Regions from separate parts of the Homo sapiens genome. Here region 2 is linked to region 1. A link is an interaction called in ENCODE POLR2A ChIA-PET data of the cell type or tissue named here. Cell type or tissue: A673. All regions are shown on one strand. Each heading gives the region's core, and the rest is flanking DNA. Links, peaks and the distances in the headings are about the cores only.

Evidence for each region. ChIA-PET counts read pairs that join two places held together with the same protein. Peaks named below come from ENCODE experiments on the same cell type or tissue, not always from the same donor. Only the 100,000 strongest peaks of a DNase experiment are listed, where the experiment ranks them.
Region 2: POLR2A ChIA-PET joins it to region 1 with 8 read pairs; 2 of 35 experiments call an interaction of 5 or more read pairs at or near these places.

Annotation. Positions count from the first base shown.
Region 1 is chr17:10,345,407-10,353,253 of GRCh38, forward strand. It overlaps MYH13 (myosin heavy chain 13), which reads right to left. Exons shown (of 41, transcript NM_003802.3): 12 at 5,150-5,288; 13 at 1,274-1,392; 14 at 61-210. Among named protein-coding and RNA genes, the nearest start is that of MYH13, 24 kb to the right of the region's middle. In A673, for the core only: no CTCF peak of the experiment used is centred there; no DNase peak of the experiment used is centred there.
Region 2 is chr17:11,357,853-11,365,699 of GRCh38, forward strand. The region is part of intron 2 of SHISA6 (shisa family member 6); the gene reads left to right. Among named protein-coding and RNA genes, the nearest start is that of SHISA6, 120 kb to the left of the region's middle. In A673, for the core only: no CTCF peak of the experiment used is centred there; no DNase peak of the experiment used is centred there; H3K27ac peaks cover 1,499 bases.

The DNA of each region.
Region 1 (7,847 bases), core at 1-4,000:
CTTGGAAAATACATTGGAGATTCAGCAAAGCAGACAAGAAAGTAGAAGGTCACAACTCACATCAAAGATCTCAAAGCCAGCAATGTCCAAGACCCCGATGAAGTACTGCCTGGGCTGCTTGGTGTCCAGCTGCTGGTTGATGCGGGTGACCATCCACAGGAACATCTTCTCGTAGACGGCTTTGGCCAGAGCACCCACCGAATTGGTCACCTTGAAAAAGGATCACCCACTCAACCCTTGAGTTAGTGTTTCTATGGCTGCATTAAGTTGAAACATATGAAATTGACTCGAAAATCAAAAGCTGTTGGCTAGGCGTGGTGGCTCACACCTGTAATCCCAGCACTTTGGGAGGCCAAGGCGGGCGGATCACGAGGTCAGGAGTTCAAGACCATCCTGGCCAACATGGTGAAACCCCGTCTCTACTAAAAATACAAAAATTAGCCAGGTGTGGTGGCAGGCGCCTGTAGTCCCAGCTATTCGGGAGGCTGAGGCAGGAGAATCACTTGAACTTGGGAGGTGGAGGTTGCAGTGAGCCAAGATCGTGCCACTGCACTCCAGCCTGGTGACATAGCGAGACTCTGTCTCAAAAAAAAAAAAAAAAAAAAAACAAAAGAAAAAAAGAAAATCAAAAGCAGTTGAATATTGGCAATTTCAGATCATTCAATGCAATATTAAATATTTTATGAGGTGTTTGCCCAGCTCATGTTGTTCACCTTTCTTTGAGAACTATCCTATTCACAAAGATATTTTTCTAACAACATGGTTATAGCACATGACTCCAGCCCCTGGCCACACTTAATTAGACCAGAGGTGAACACTTGATCCAGATTGGATTAATTGAGTATCTCTCCTAAGAATTTGGAATAGGGATCAAAAGACACTGGTCTCAGTCTCAGGGTGAGGCTGGAAACACAGAGATATAAACTTGGGAGCTATGGGGTGGCCACGGGCAAGAGAGGTCCAGGAAACTTATCTGCCTAGCAAGGACACAACAGAGGAGAGACTCAACAGCCCATGAATCCCAGAGGAGCTGGAGGGAGGCTGCCTGGCTCCAGAGGGCTCTTCACTTTCTAATTCCAGGTCCTCATGGCGTCCAATGGGCACTTAATGATTTGCATTCCTTCAGTTGCCTCTGAAGCCTAAAAATGAACTTCCTCTTAATGTGAAAGCTGATTTCATGTGCATTTCTGATACCTGCAACTGAAGGAGCTTTAAGATAATGGCTCAAATAGCAAAAGATCTCAATCAACTGGATTCAGAGCATCTCCATTACCTGCTGGACATTTTGCCCTTTAGTGACATATTCATTGCCAACCTTCACCCTTGGACAGCACAGGCCCTTCAGCATTTCTGCAGAATTCAGTCCCATCAGGTATCCGGCTTTGTCAGCCACTGAAGGAAGAGAAAAAAATGGCATCATGCAAAAACAGTAGCTGCTAAAGTGTCCAGTCAGCCCCTGGCTTCTCCCAGAAGTGTTTTCTGTAATTTTCTTAAATGTTTTCATGTTGTCATATCTGTACCAGGTCTGGACTTGTTCACTGAAGCTTTAATCCCATATCCAGGGGCCCATGGTTCTCAGGAACTTCCAATTTGCCTCCTAGATGCAGTTTTAACAATAAGATACTCCGTGGCCAATTTTGACCTACTGATATTTCGATTTCATAAAAGAATGTTGATTACAGGCCAGGCACGGTGGTTCATGCCTGTAATCCCAGCGTTTTGGGAGGCTAAGGCGGGTGGATCACCTGAGGTCAGGAGTTCGAGATCAGCCTGGCCAATATGGCCCTGTCTCTACTAAAAATACAAAAATTAGCCAAGCATTGTGGCAAGCGCCTGTAGTCCCAGCTACTTGGGAGGCTGAGGAAGGAGAATCACTTGAACCTAGGAGGCAGAGGTTGCAGTGAGCCAAGATCGTGCCATTGAACTCCAGCCTGGGTGACAAGAGCAAGACTCCGACTCAAAAAAAAAATTAATTAATTACATAGTTATGTTGGAGTCTGACAATACGTTAAAATGTTATATGAGTAAAGGAGCCACCACTTGGACAGTTGACAATATACATGAGGCACCTTCCTAATTTAAGCAAAGTACCATGCTCATAGTTGAAAGAGAAGTACAAAACTTGACCCTCCCTTCAAATGTTTGGAGATGGTCAAAAGCACTTGACTTTTGGCTGTTTCCTACAGTTCATGGGTTATATATTTTCATATATTTCAGCAGACGTTCATTGACTTTGAGAAGGACCTGGGGGCCTGCATTGAGCTCATCAAAAAGGCAGAGAAATGCTGCTCCCCAGGGACTACTTCTTTTTTTTTTTTTTTTTTTTTTTGGAGACAGAGTTTCTCAATGTTGCCCAGGCTGGAGTGCAGTGGCGCGATCTCAGCTCACTGCAAGCTCCGCCTCCTGGGTTCACGCCATTCTCCTGCCTCACCTCCCGAGTAGCTGGGATTACAGGCACCCACCACCAGGCCCGGCTAATTTTTTTTTATTTTAGTAGAGATGGGGTTTCACCATGTTGGCCAGGATGGTCTTGATCTCCTGACCTTGTGATCTGCCCACCTCCCAAAGTGCTGGGATTACAGGTGTGAGCCACCTTGCCCAGCCCCCAGGGATAACTTCTTGGTTGGGACCCTTGCTTCATTGCTGGGTGGGGAGATGAGTTAATAAAAATCTAGGGCAGTCTATGTTAAGTACTTAATCAGAGGCCAGATGCGTGCTTTACTCTCTCCTCGAATTATCTCCTTTTCTTGCTTTGCCCATTCAGGTAGATGGTACCATTATTCTTCTTCTTGTCATTTAAACTTGAAAGGGGTGATACATCCTTCTCTCTCTTGCCCCTGACATTCCTTTGTTCAGACAGGCACCAAGTCCTGCTTATTTCACTCTCAAAATGCCTGGCCTCTCCACTGCTTCCAGCAGTTATAGTGGCCAAGAGCCTGGGCTCTAGAGTCGGACTGCTCTAGGTTTAGGTTTAGGTTTAGGTTTTGGTTTTGCTTCTTTGTGCCTCAGTTTTGTCTGTAAAATGGGAGACAGTGACAATACTCATGTTATACGGTTGTCGTGAAGCATGCCTGGTGACTAGTGAGCACCCAGCAAATATTAGCTTGGGTTGGTATCGTCATTGATATCATTGGAGCACTGGCCTTGATTATAGTCCTCCACTTTCTGCTCCTAAGCACTGCACACACACAGCTGCTAGGGCTGGAAGAGGGCCTGGGACCCTACTGAGGTATATCAATACGTGTATCAATGCAGTCCACTGTTGCTGAGGAGCCTGATACTCTTTTTTTTTTCTTCTCAAGTTTTCCCACTTTTGGTGAGCCTGGCTGCTGACAGATTAATTTCAGGTTGTCTGCATGTACTTCCCCTGCTACTTGGACAGCGGCTTCCGTGGCCTGCCATATATTCTAAACCATTCATCCTGACACTCAAGATCTTCCCAAACTGATGCAAAAATTGTTACTTTAAAATTCTCATTTCTTACAAATCCACTGCTTATATCCTGTTCTGTAGCCAAAGTGGACCACTCACTGTGCCTCCATCCCCATCACAGTTCATCCTCTGCCCCTTTGCACATGACCCTTCCTTCCTTCTCCCTTCCCTTCCCTTCCCTTCCTTCTCCCTTCCTTCTCCCTTCCCTTCCCTTCCCTTCCTTTCCCTTCCCTTCCCTTCTCCCCCTCTCTCTCTCTTTCTCTTTCTTTCTTTCTCTTTATTTCATGGAGTTTCACGATTTTCACCCAGGCTGAAGTGCAGTGGTACAATCTTGGCTCACTGCAACCTCCACCTCCCGGGATCAAGTGATTCTCCTGCCTCAGTCTCCCGAGTAGCTGGGAATACAGGCAGGCACCATTATGCCCAGCTAATTTGTATTTTTAGTAGAGAAGGGGTTTTACCATGTTGGCCAGACTGGTCTTGACCTATAACCTCAGATGATCCACCCACCTCGGCCTCCCAAAGTGCTGGGATTACAGGCGTGAGCTGCTGTGCCCAGCCTGCTCATGACATTTCTTCTGCTTGAACTGATCTCTCCCCCAATTTTTCAGAATCCTATTCATCCCTCAAAGTCCAAGTCAGTGCCCCTTCTATCAGGAAGCCTTCCCTGATTGCCCCAGTCAGAAGTGTTTCCTGTGTGAAGACTTGGAGTCCCCTCCACTGTGATGGGCAGGATTCTAGGATGGCACCCAAGGTGTGCCCCCTGGTGTACATGCCTTGTATAACCTCCTTTACTTGAGTGCAGTGGAACCTGTACAACTCCCATGATGCGGTGACCAATCAGTTGACTTTGAGTTAACAAAAAGGGAGAATTATCCCAGGCAGGCCTAGGATAGAAGGTTGGTAAGCATTTATGGGACACTGATAAGGTTATGTAGATTTTCCCACCCTTTAATTTATGGCTGCACTTCCTTTTTATTACTTGAGAGTTTAAAGCGCACTGCTTCACATACTGTGGGGCTGTAATCAAAAGGCAGAATTATCAAGAACGATCCATGTTGCCAGGCTTTAATTCAAGGAACTTGTAAGAAGCATCGTGAGAGCTAAGAAGTCTAATGAGCAGGACGTATGGTGGGGAGTCAGTCACTGCTCAGCCCTTCCTGCTGCCCTGTGCTCTAGTTCCAGGCCTCTTAGGGATGGGGCAGAGGGTGGCAGTAGGATCAGCTAGGTGAGAGTTATGGGGAGGAAGAACCGTTCACCATTCTTGGTTCAGGGTCAAGTTCAACAGACGCTGGGGTGGAGGCGATGGGAGGAACAAAACTTGGCTCCCACTTTACCAAAGGCCTCATTTTAGGCCTGAGTAATTAAGACTGCATTCTGGTGGAGAGAAGAGAAGTTCACCTAACAATATTGTCTCAAAAAAGTCCACCTTAAAAAAAACAGGCACATTTAGATGGTGAAAGATAGTGGAGTGCGTGGTGATTATTCATTTACAAGAATGATGCTTTTTGTTTTTCAAGAATTCACTACTCTGGGAGTCCTTGACTGAGTGAGCAGACTTCCTAGTGCATGCTACAATGAGCTTCAGGAAACCCAGATTTGATTTATGCAGTTTTGGAAGAACAGCTCTTGAAATGAATGCAGTTTATCTCACACGGCCTCGCCCGCACATGAACATAGATGGACCCAATCGCATCCCTTTCCCAGATGCAGTTACCTTCGGTGCCGTCTGGCTCCGCCTGCTCCTCACGCTGCTTCTGCTTGAACTTCATGTTCCCATAATGCATCACGGCTCCCGTCAGTTTGTAGATCCCGACTTTCTCCTCTGAGCTGAAGCCCAGGATGTCAATGGCATTCTGGAAAGAAAAAAAGGACAACTGTCATAGCAGGAATCAGGGATCCATATGCAGCCTTTTCTTGGCAAAGACCTTACCTCTTTTTTGTATAGCATATGAGACAGCATTTGCCCAAATAAGTGGATGACAGGTGGGGATGTGGTAAATTAGAAACCATTTGTTTCACGTGTTTGTGTGGGTGGGTGAAGACTATGGGAAAAAGATGTGAATTGTCTGTTTCCTTCCATCAAATAAGAACTGATTACAGTCGGGCGCGGTGGCTCACGCCTGTAATCCCAGCACTTTGAGAGGCCAGGGCAGGCAGATTACGAGGTCAGGAGTTTGAGACCATCCTGGCCAACATGGCGACGCTCCATCTCTACTAAAAATACAAAAAATTAGCCAGGCATGGTGGCTGGCACCTGTAGTCCCAGCTACTCAGGATGCTGAGGCAGGAGAATCACTTGAACCTGGGAGGCGGAGGTTGGAGTGAGCCAAGATTGTACCATTGCACTCCAGCCTGGGAGACAGAGTGAGACTCCATCTCAAAAAAAAAAAAAAAGAGAACTGATTATGATCTTTTCTCACTGTACATAGATTTGGGGGAGCAGTTTTCTGGATGAGGCGATTGGGAACCATTGTATGATACTGAGAGCTGGGAATGTCATGGAGAATGACTGGGAAATAATGTTTAATGGCTTAAGAGTTTGGCATTGTAATCCAGGAGTTCCAGCATTGTTCAGACTCAAGACAATATGCATTATGGAATATTAGATCTGGAAGGGAAGATCATCAAAGATGGCATCATCATTTCCCAAATGAGAAAGGGGCAAGCTTTTGCAGAGCTCTTTCTATGTGCTAGACATTGGGTAGGCATCATCTGTATGTTATTAAATCCCCATGAAGCCCCTTTAGCTGTGCAGGTTTTTCCAGATTTCTGGATGAAGAATTGAGGGTCTAGTTGGTAAGTAGCCTGTCATACAGGGAGGGTGTGATAAGACTGGGACTGGAGTTAGGTCTTGGTCCCTTCAAAACCTAGGGTCATTGCTGGTTTGGTTTTATAATCATGTTGCCTGTCTTCCACCACAAAGGTTTCAACAAAAAGAAATCCTTCTCTGGGGTACACATATTGATTATGCAGTAGGGTTTGCAGCCTGAGCCTGTAGAGTGTCCATTGGTAGGATTGAAACATGTTTGGACGTGTTTGGTGAGCACGTAGGATAGACCCAATAGGCCAACACCAGCAGGATGATATTGGAGAGTCAAGCATTCTTGGAGTGGCACCCCCTTTAGTGGAGAATGAGCCTATGCCAGGAGCTGGGATATATGGGGAGGAGAGATTCCGAGGCCATGATGGCCATCCCTTGAATCCATATCCCATTTCAGGGTTGCATATCTCTGTCCTAGGGAAGGGTCGTTGTAGGTTAAAAGAGAAAGAACTCTTTCAAAAACACTAAAAGGAGCAGGTGAAAGCGTCACTGCCTGGGGACCCTTTTGGAGAATGTCATCTCCAAAGGGGTGCAGGTGGAACCTGGGTATATGATGGGATGTCACTCCCATTATGAAGTTACCAATCAGTTGACTTTGAGTTCATAAAAAGGGAGACTATACCAGGCAGGCTATAAAAGCTCCGTGAGGCCAGGCGCGGTAGCTCACATCTGTAATCCCAGCACTTTGGAAGGCCGAGGTGGGTGGATCACAAGGCTAGGAGTTCAAGACCAGCCTGGCCAACATGGGGAAACCCCTTCTCTACTAAAAATACAAAAATTAGCCGAGCGTGGTGACAGGTGCCTGTCATCCCAGCTACTTGGGAGGCTGAGGCAGAGAATTGCTTGAACCTGGGAGGCAGAAGTTGCAGTGAGCCGAGATCGCACCACTGCACTCCAGCCTGGGGACAGAGCGAGACTCCATCTCAAAAAAAACAAAAAACAAAAAACCAAAAAAAGGCTCCGTGAGAGGAAGGAGCAACAGCCGCATCTGGCAGAAGGCATCTTGGTGAGGACATGACTTAGGTAAGGTGACTTTTAGAATTCCTTAGGTGGGCCTTTCTCAGTGGATGGGGGCCTTGTAGCAGTCATTAGCCTGGCCCTTTCTGTGCTTACAAGTTAGTGAAGACTGGGGAAACCTCATTAAAAATATATAACAACTTAAATTAAATTTGGTCTAAAACTGCCTCCATACATAGCAAACTATAACCTAAATTAGTATGTAAACAAACTGCAACCTAAGAGTATATTCTTGTAACAAATAGCTGAGTCTCAGCCAGTCACAGCAGCTGAGCTTCAGCCAATCACAGCAGCTGAGCTTCAGCCAATCACAGCAGCTGAGTCTCAGCCAATCACAGCAGCTGAGCTTCAGCCAATCACAGGCTGCCAAACTGATGGGCCATTGTGCATATAACACAAATGCTTCATCACACCACCTGCAGATAAGGCAAAGGCAGACCTGTACCTAATCAAGCTGTTTCTGTATGTCACTTCCTTTTTCTGCCTATAAATACTGCCTGCCATGTTGCTGGGTGGAGCTCTCTGAGCCTCTCCAGGTGCTGAGTGTGGTCCAACTCATGAATCATTCTTTGCA
Region 2 (7,847 bases), core at 1,338-5,337, 1.0 Mb after region 1:
TCTTAGTATATATCACTATATTGTCCTGAAAAGACACTGTCCCACTTTATGTCTTCTTTTCTGAATTGCCTGTTAATGTCCATGGCCTGGTTTGTCTTCCCCTAAGGAAGTTCATCTCTTCTTATTTGGAAGAGCTTTTTAAATATATGCTAAAAATATTAACTTTTAAATTTTTAATTACGGTAAAATATACATAACATAAAATTTACCATTTTATCCATTTTTAAGTATACAGTTTACTGATGTTAAGTATCTCCACACTGTTGTGCAAACAATCTCCAGAACTTATTTATCTTTTAAAACTAACGCTCTGTGCCCATTAGACAACAGCTCCCCATTCGCTTCTCCCCACAGCTCCTGGTAACCACTCTTCTGCTTTCTTTCTCTATGAACTCAGCTACTAGTCTAGGTACCTCATATAAATGGAGCCATACAGTATTTGTCTTTTTGTGGCTTCTCTCACTTAGAGTAATGCCATTAAGTTTCATCCATGTTGTAGTACTTGACAGGATTCTTTTTTTTTTGAGATGGAGTCGCTCTCCTGTCGCCCAGGCTGGAGTGCAGTGGTGCGATCGCCACTCACTGCAAGCTCCGCCTCTTGGGTTCACGCCATTCTCCTGCCTCAGCCTCCCGAGTAGCTGGGACTACAGGCGCCCGCCACTATGCCTGGTTAATTTTTTGTATTTTTAGTAGAGACAGGGTTTCACCATGTTAGCCAGGATGGTCTCGATCTCCTGACCTCATGATCCACCCACCTCGGCCTCCCAAAGTGCTGGGATTACAGACGTGAGCCACCGCACCTGGCCAGAATTTCCTTTTTTTTTTTTTAAAGAATACGTCTCACTCTGTTGTCCAGGCTGGAGTGCAGTGGCGGCGGGCATGATTTTGGCTCACTGCAACCTCTGCTTTCTCGGGCCCAGGTGATTCTCCAGCTTCAGCATCCCAAGTAGCTGGGACTACAGATGCCTGGCAAATTTTTGTATTTTTCTAGAGACAGGGTTTCACCATGTTGCCTAGGCTGGTCTCGAACTCCTGAGCTCAAAGCAATCTGCCCACCTTGGCCTCCCAAAGTGTTGGGATTACAGGGGTGAGCTACCACACCCAGCCCAGAGTTTTCTTTCTTTTTCAGGCAGAATATTATTCCATGTGATGTACATACCACATTTTATTTATCCATTCATTCATTGATGGACACTTGGCTTTCTTCTCCATTTTGGCTATTGAGAATAATGCTTCTGTGAACATGGGTGTACATTCATGGTGATTTTTGACATATAGGCTTCTAAAAATTTTTGTGAAATCTGACCTATGTGTCCTCTTTTTTGTTGCTTGCTTCCTTGCTGTCATGTTTAAGCATGTCTTGCTCACCCACAATTAGAAAAAGCACTTTTTAAAATTGTCTTCTATCATCTCATTTTTTCTTATTAAATTTAAGGCTATAACTAAACCATATTTTCTTAAATAGTGTGTGCTTTACTCAGAATATATTTGTTTGCAAGGAATGCAAACCCAGTCAAAATACTGCAGACAAAAGGAAGCTTCTTCAACAATACATCTCATGGCTGCAGAGTCAGCTGGGCCTTCCAGGAGCAAATATACCATTGGGCAAGCTATGTCCCTCTCTGGCCTCTCTCTCTGCATCAACTCTCTTCTCTCTGGACCAGGTTTTTTGGCTTGCACACAGTTTGGGAGTTCACAGAACTCTGGATTGCGTGTGACTTTGAAGTGTCTTGACAGGGACTCCAGCTCTAATTCTACATGATTTTAAATGGTGCAAATACTCTGACAAGAGTATTTCAAACTCTTAGTTTATAATCTGGAGAGGGAGAGAAAGAAAAAACAAACTGGTTCACCCTTGTCCACGGATTGGTTTTCTTTGTGTCTGCTGTTTGTTTTGGGCCCAAACAGTTCTCACCGGGAAGTGGGAGAGGGTCATGTGATACAAGCAACAGCAACAAAAAACAAACAAGAATCTCCAGGCCTACAGAAATAAGAACGCTTTTACACTGTTGGTGGGAGTGTAAATTAGTTCAACCATTGTGGAAGACAGTGTGATGATTCCTCAAGGATCTAGAACCAAAAATACCATTTGACCCAGCAATCCCATTACTGGGTATATACCCAAAGGATTATAAATCATTCTACTATAAAGACACATGCACATGTATGTTTATTGCAGCACAATTTACCATAGCAAAGACTTGGAACCAACCCAGATGCCCATCAGTGATAGACTGGATCAAGAAAATGTTAGCACATATACACCATGGAATACTATGCAGCCACAAAAAGGATGAGTTCATGTCCTTTGCAGGGACATGGATGAAGCTGGAAGCCATCATTCTCAGCAAACTAATACGGGAACAGAAAACCAAATGCCGCATGTTCTCACTCATAAGTGGGAGTTGAACAATGAGAACACATGGGCCGGGCATGGTGGCTCACGCCTGTAATCCCAGCACTTTGTGAGGCTGAGGCGGGTGGATCATGAGGTCAGGAGTTCAAGACCAGCCTGGCCAAGATGGTGAAACCCTGTCTCTACTACAAAAATACAAAAATTAGCTGGGCGTGGTGGCAGGCATCTGTAATCCCAGCTACTTGGTAGGCTGAGGCAGGAGAATTGCTTGAACCCGGGAAGTGGAGGTTGCAGTGAGCCGAGCCTGTGCCACTGCACTCCAGCCTGGGTGACAGAGCAAGACTCTGTCTCAAGAAGGAAAAAAAAAAAAAAGAGAACACATGGACACAGGGAGGGGAACATCACACACCGGGGCCTGTCCGGGGGTAGGGGGCAAGGGAAGGGAGAGCATTAGGACAAATACCTTATGTATGCGGGGCTTAAAACCTAGATGACAGGTTGATAGGTGCAGCAAATCACCATGGCACATGTATACCTGTGTAACAAATCTTCACTTTCTGCCCATGTATCCTAGAACTTAAAGTAAAATTAAAAAAAAAAAAAAAGAATCTCCAGGCCCACACCTTTCCCAGGAAATTAATGTGGAGCTTCCAAAAGGGTATATGGGGTGGCAGGCACCCTAACATGTCTGTAAAAGAAACTGTTGAGGTCACTCTTGTTTTTCTCAAACAGAACACCAGTACTCCTTTTTCTCTTTGTTTTCTTTTTCCCCCACTGATTTGAATGTCGTCTTTATCATATTCTCATTCCTTAAGTTTACTATGATCTTTTTTCCTGTTTTTTTTTTTGTGTGTGTGTTCCATTTATCTATTCTTATGTCAGTGCTATACTGGTTTAATTATCATAGCCTTACGTCATATCTAGTACAAGTTCTCCTTTATTAAATCTTTTTTCAAAATGTCTTGTCTCTTCCCTACGTTAGTTTTTTTTTCCAGATAGATTTTGGATTCAATTATTCTGCTTTTTAGTTCATATATACATTGTTTTCATTAGACTTGTTTTAGAACTGCTAGTAAATTAGTCTGAGGAGAATTTACACTTTCACAATATCTAATGTGTGTACTATTGCCATGCATTTTTAAATAAAAATAAATTGAATTACATTTAATAATTTAGAAAATTTTTAGGGCATCGTGGAACCTAGGAACTTGATCCACTTTGTCACCAATGGAAATATAAAGTTAATCTCACCCAGCTCCCTACTGAGTGAGTGAATATTGTCTCTCATGCATGTCCGTGGACTGTAACTCCAAGTGAGTGAAAAGCTGAGGTAATTAAGTGGGTAACTTAGGGGTAGGCATTGACTTGGAGGCAAAAGCAGTTTTAGATGTTTTGCTTACCCAGTTGATGGGGCCTTGTGGCTGGTTAACAACCATTCAGCACTTCCCTATGTGTGGATAAAACATGAACATTCCAGGGCTCAGAGCTTCAATTCATTAAAATGTGAATATGGGTATTTGTTAATTAATTCAATGAACAATTAATGAGCACACACCATGTGCCAGGCACTGTGCTCGCTGCAGGGTGGCAATAAAGGTGGGACTTGGTCCTTGCTGCACAGTAAGTAGTATTACATGTGCTCACCAATAATAACAACAGAGGCGGAATTCTATCGGTACCATAAAGCACTGTGCTGTGGAAACTCAGAGATGGGGTCAGCTCACAGCCATCCAGATTCAGGGGACCTTTTTCCTCTCTGTTTCATGGAGGGAACAGACTACAAGCCATAGCCATTTGATCAACCGAGGGGTTTTCCAGGCCCAGGATCAGGTGTTTTTTGACATATTATTCTTTTCATTTTCTCATCATTAAGCATGATGCACTTTCTCATCATTAAGATCTCCATTCCTGGGTTCATATTCCTGGGCCTAGTTTTTCTTTTAGAGACAGAATCTCAGTCTCACTCTGTCACCCAGGCTGGAGTACAGAGGCATGATCATAGCTTACTGCAGTCTCAAATTCCTGGGCTCAAGCAATCCTCCTGCCCAAGCCTCCTGAGTAGCTGGGACTACAGGCACGTATCACAACACTCAGCTAATTTCTTTAAGTTTTGTAGAGACAGGAGCTCACTATGTTGTCCAAGCAGGTCTCAAACTCCTGGCCTCAAGTGATCTACATGCCTCAGCCTCCCAAAGCATTGAGATTAACAGGCCTGAGTCACTGTGCCTGGCCAGGCCAGTTCTTTTGAACGTAATCTCTGTCGACCTGCTTTCTGATGCTTCTACCAATTTCACTTCCTTGAAATATAATACATCTTGATTTCTAATGGCAGCCCGATGCTCCCGAAAGACCACAGCCTTTGGAGTAAAACTAAGCTTTGCTGAAATCCTTGCTGCTTATATTACTGGCGGTGTGGTTTTGGACCAAATTTCTAAAACGAGGAAGATTTAATTTTCTCATGTGCCATATGAAGGTAATTAATACATCTTATGTAAGACTGTTTTAAGTGTTCAATTAAATGAGATTTTATATAAAGCTTGCAGTCTAGCGCCATATCCAAAGTGGTGACCATTTTATTAATATTTGCCCTCCCTTTGGATCAGAGGCCTCCTAAACCCAGAGATTTATCACACGTCTTCTGGTTTTAGCCTGACTTTCTTTACCTTTCCGTGAAACAAATTCTTTTTACTTAAATTGCTCTGTTAGAAGGAGTTCTGAACCTTAAACTCCTTGTCAACTGTTGCACTGAGTTTATTAGTGGAATAAATGTCTTCAGGCCCACTGCTGAAATGGATACCCTCTGCCTCCTAGCATGTCCAGTCCACTTTCTGGTGCAGTCTCTTTCCCTCATTCCTCATCCTTGTGAGCCAGCTCAGAAACTACAGCTTTATTAGAAGCAGAGCTAATGCCTCTGCTCTGAACTCTTTCCACTCAACATTCTTCACCAGGAATCCTTTCTCCATTCCTTCCTGGCCAGCTCCAGGGTACATTTCTTTTTTTTTTTTTTCCTAAGAAAACCTGCTGGCCTGTTTATTCTTATGGGGTCAACTCTCCTGGTGTCACATTCCCAATCTCTGGGAATAGTCTTGCTTGCAGAAGAGTGACAAAGACTATATTTTTGAGCAGTGTTGTGGAAAGGAAAGAACATTAACCAGACTTGGAGGTAGGAAATAGATGGGATTAGACTAGTCTTGCCCTTTATAAACACTGTCTGTTTTACAAGGCACTTTCTTTTTCCAGATTTGTTTTCTCAGTTTTCTACTGAAAGAGTAAATATTGGTGGTTTCTAATTTTCCTCTCAGTTCTGGCGGTCTCTGGATTATAAACCTAATTGAGTGCAAGCATTTAAAGAAATAAGAACAGTTGCCTTCCTCTTGTTGTTATAGTTGGGGTGCAAATAAAAGTTTAATGCAAGGATTTAAAGGATGGATTTTTAAGATTGAGGTATTGAGGTAGGAGGTGGGACTCGACTTCAGACCAGCTTGAAGACTGGCTGAAACAGGGAAGAGGCACTGAAAGCTCTTCTCCATAAGACACGCCCACCAGTGCCATGACAGTTTGCTATTGCCGTGACAACACCCGGAGGTTACTGCCCCTTTCCATGGCAATGACCTGGAAGTTACCTCCCCTTTTCTAGAAATTTCTGAGTAGCTTGCCCCTTAATTTGCATGTAATTAAAAGTGGATATAAATCTGACTGCAGAACTGCCCCTGAGGTGCTACTCTCAGTGCACTGCTTAAGGAGTATCCCTGCTCTGCAGGAGCAGTCACAGAGCTGGAGCACTGCCACCTCAATAAAGCTGTTTCCTTCTACCACCAGCTTGCTCTTGAATTCTTTCCTGAGCAACGCTAAGAATCTTCCCCAGCTAAACCCCAATTTGGTGACTTGCCTGCCCTGCAACAGGTAAACCTAAATACTAAAATACATAAAGTGTATTAATCTTGTGTATATAACTTAATGGATTTTTCCTATCTATTCAACTATCCATCTCCCCCTTATCCAGCACCTAGAAAAAAAATAAAGAACGTTTCCATCACCCCATAAGTTTCCTTCATGTTCCTCTCCAGTCTAAATTTAACCCCCAGAGGTAGCTACTATTCTGACTTCTGTCATTATCAAATAGCTTGGCCTAATTTTTGTTTGCTTGTTTTTTGAGCTTCTTTCAAAAGAACTTTGGTCTTGGTCTTCATACAAATGAAGCCATGTGACATGCATTTTTTTGTGTGTTTGGCTTTCACTTAACGTTATATTAGTGAGAGTTACCCATATTGTTACATCTGTCACCAGTTCACACTTTTTGAAGTATTTCACATAATTTTTCACATAAGTATTTCACATAAGTATTTATGTGGTATATTGTAAATATGCCACAGCCTATTTATTCAATCACCATTTGATGGACATTCTGGCTATTTTCAATTCTTTTACTATTTTAAATAAAGCTGCAATAAATATTCTTGCACATGTCAATTGACGGACATATATTCATTTCTCCTGGGTAAATTTTTAGATTTGGAATTGCTGGAATATAGAATGGAAATATTTTATCTTCAGAACAAACTACCAACAAGCTTTTCAAAGTGGTTTATCATTTTGCATTCCCACCAGCAGTGTATGAGAGTTCCAGTTGCTCCACATCCTCACCAACATTTGGTATTGCCAGTCTTTTTAATTTTAGCCATTCTGGTGAGTGTAAGGTGGTATTACATTACAGTTAAAAGTGTAGACTTTCTTGAAGCCATGAAAAATCTGTATTTGAGCCCTAGGTCTTCTATTCATGAGGTAAGTGAAGGGGAACAAGAAACCTAAACACTCTGAGACTCAAGTTTCCTCACCTATAATACAAAGGATATTCTTGACCACCTCAAGAAGTTTTCTGAAGATTAAATGAGGTAGTGATTACAAAGCAGAAGCTCTCGCTCATAAATACTTAGTATTAAATAATAACTATTATAGCTACTGTTATTATCATTATTATTATTACTACTGCAATTGATACTATTCAGGTAAAGAAATCCCTTATTCTATTAAGGTTGTCCTACATATAAGGATATTATTGGTTGAAATTATTATTATTATTATTATTTGAGTTGGAGTCTCACTCTGTTACCCAGGCTGGAGTGCAGTGGCACAATCTTGGCTCACTGCAACCTCTGCCTCCCAGATTCAAGCGATTCTCTTGCCTCAGCCTCCCAAGTAGCTGAGATCACAGGCACTCACCACCACATCCAGCTAATTTTTGTATTTTTAGTAGAGATGGGGTTTTACCATGTTGGCCAGGCTGGTCTCAAGCTCCTGACCTCAAGTGACCCACCTGCCTTGGCCTCCCAAAATGCTAGGATTACAGGCGTGAGCCACTGCACTCAGCCAAATTATTTTTAAAGTTATATTTTTATGTTATAAAGTTTTCTTAGACAGTTGACAGGAATTTAATAATATTGAGAGAAGTTCATTTAGTCCGTTAATCCATTGGCAACTATCAACAGATATA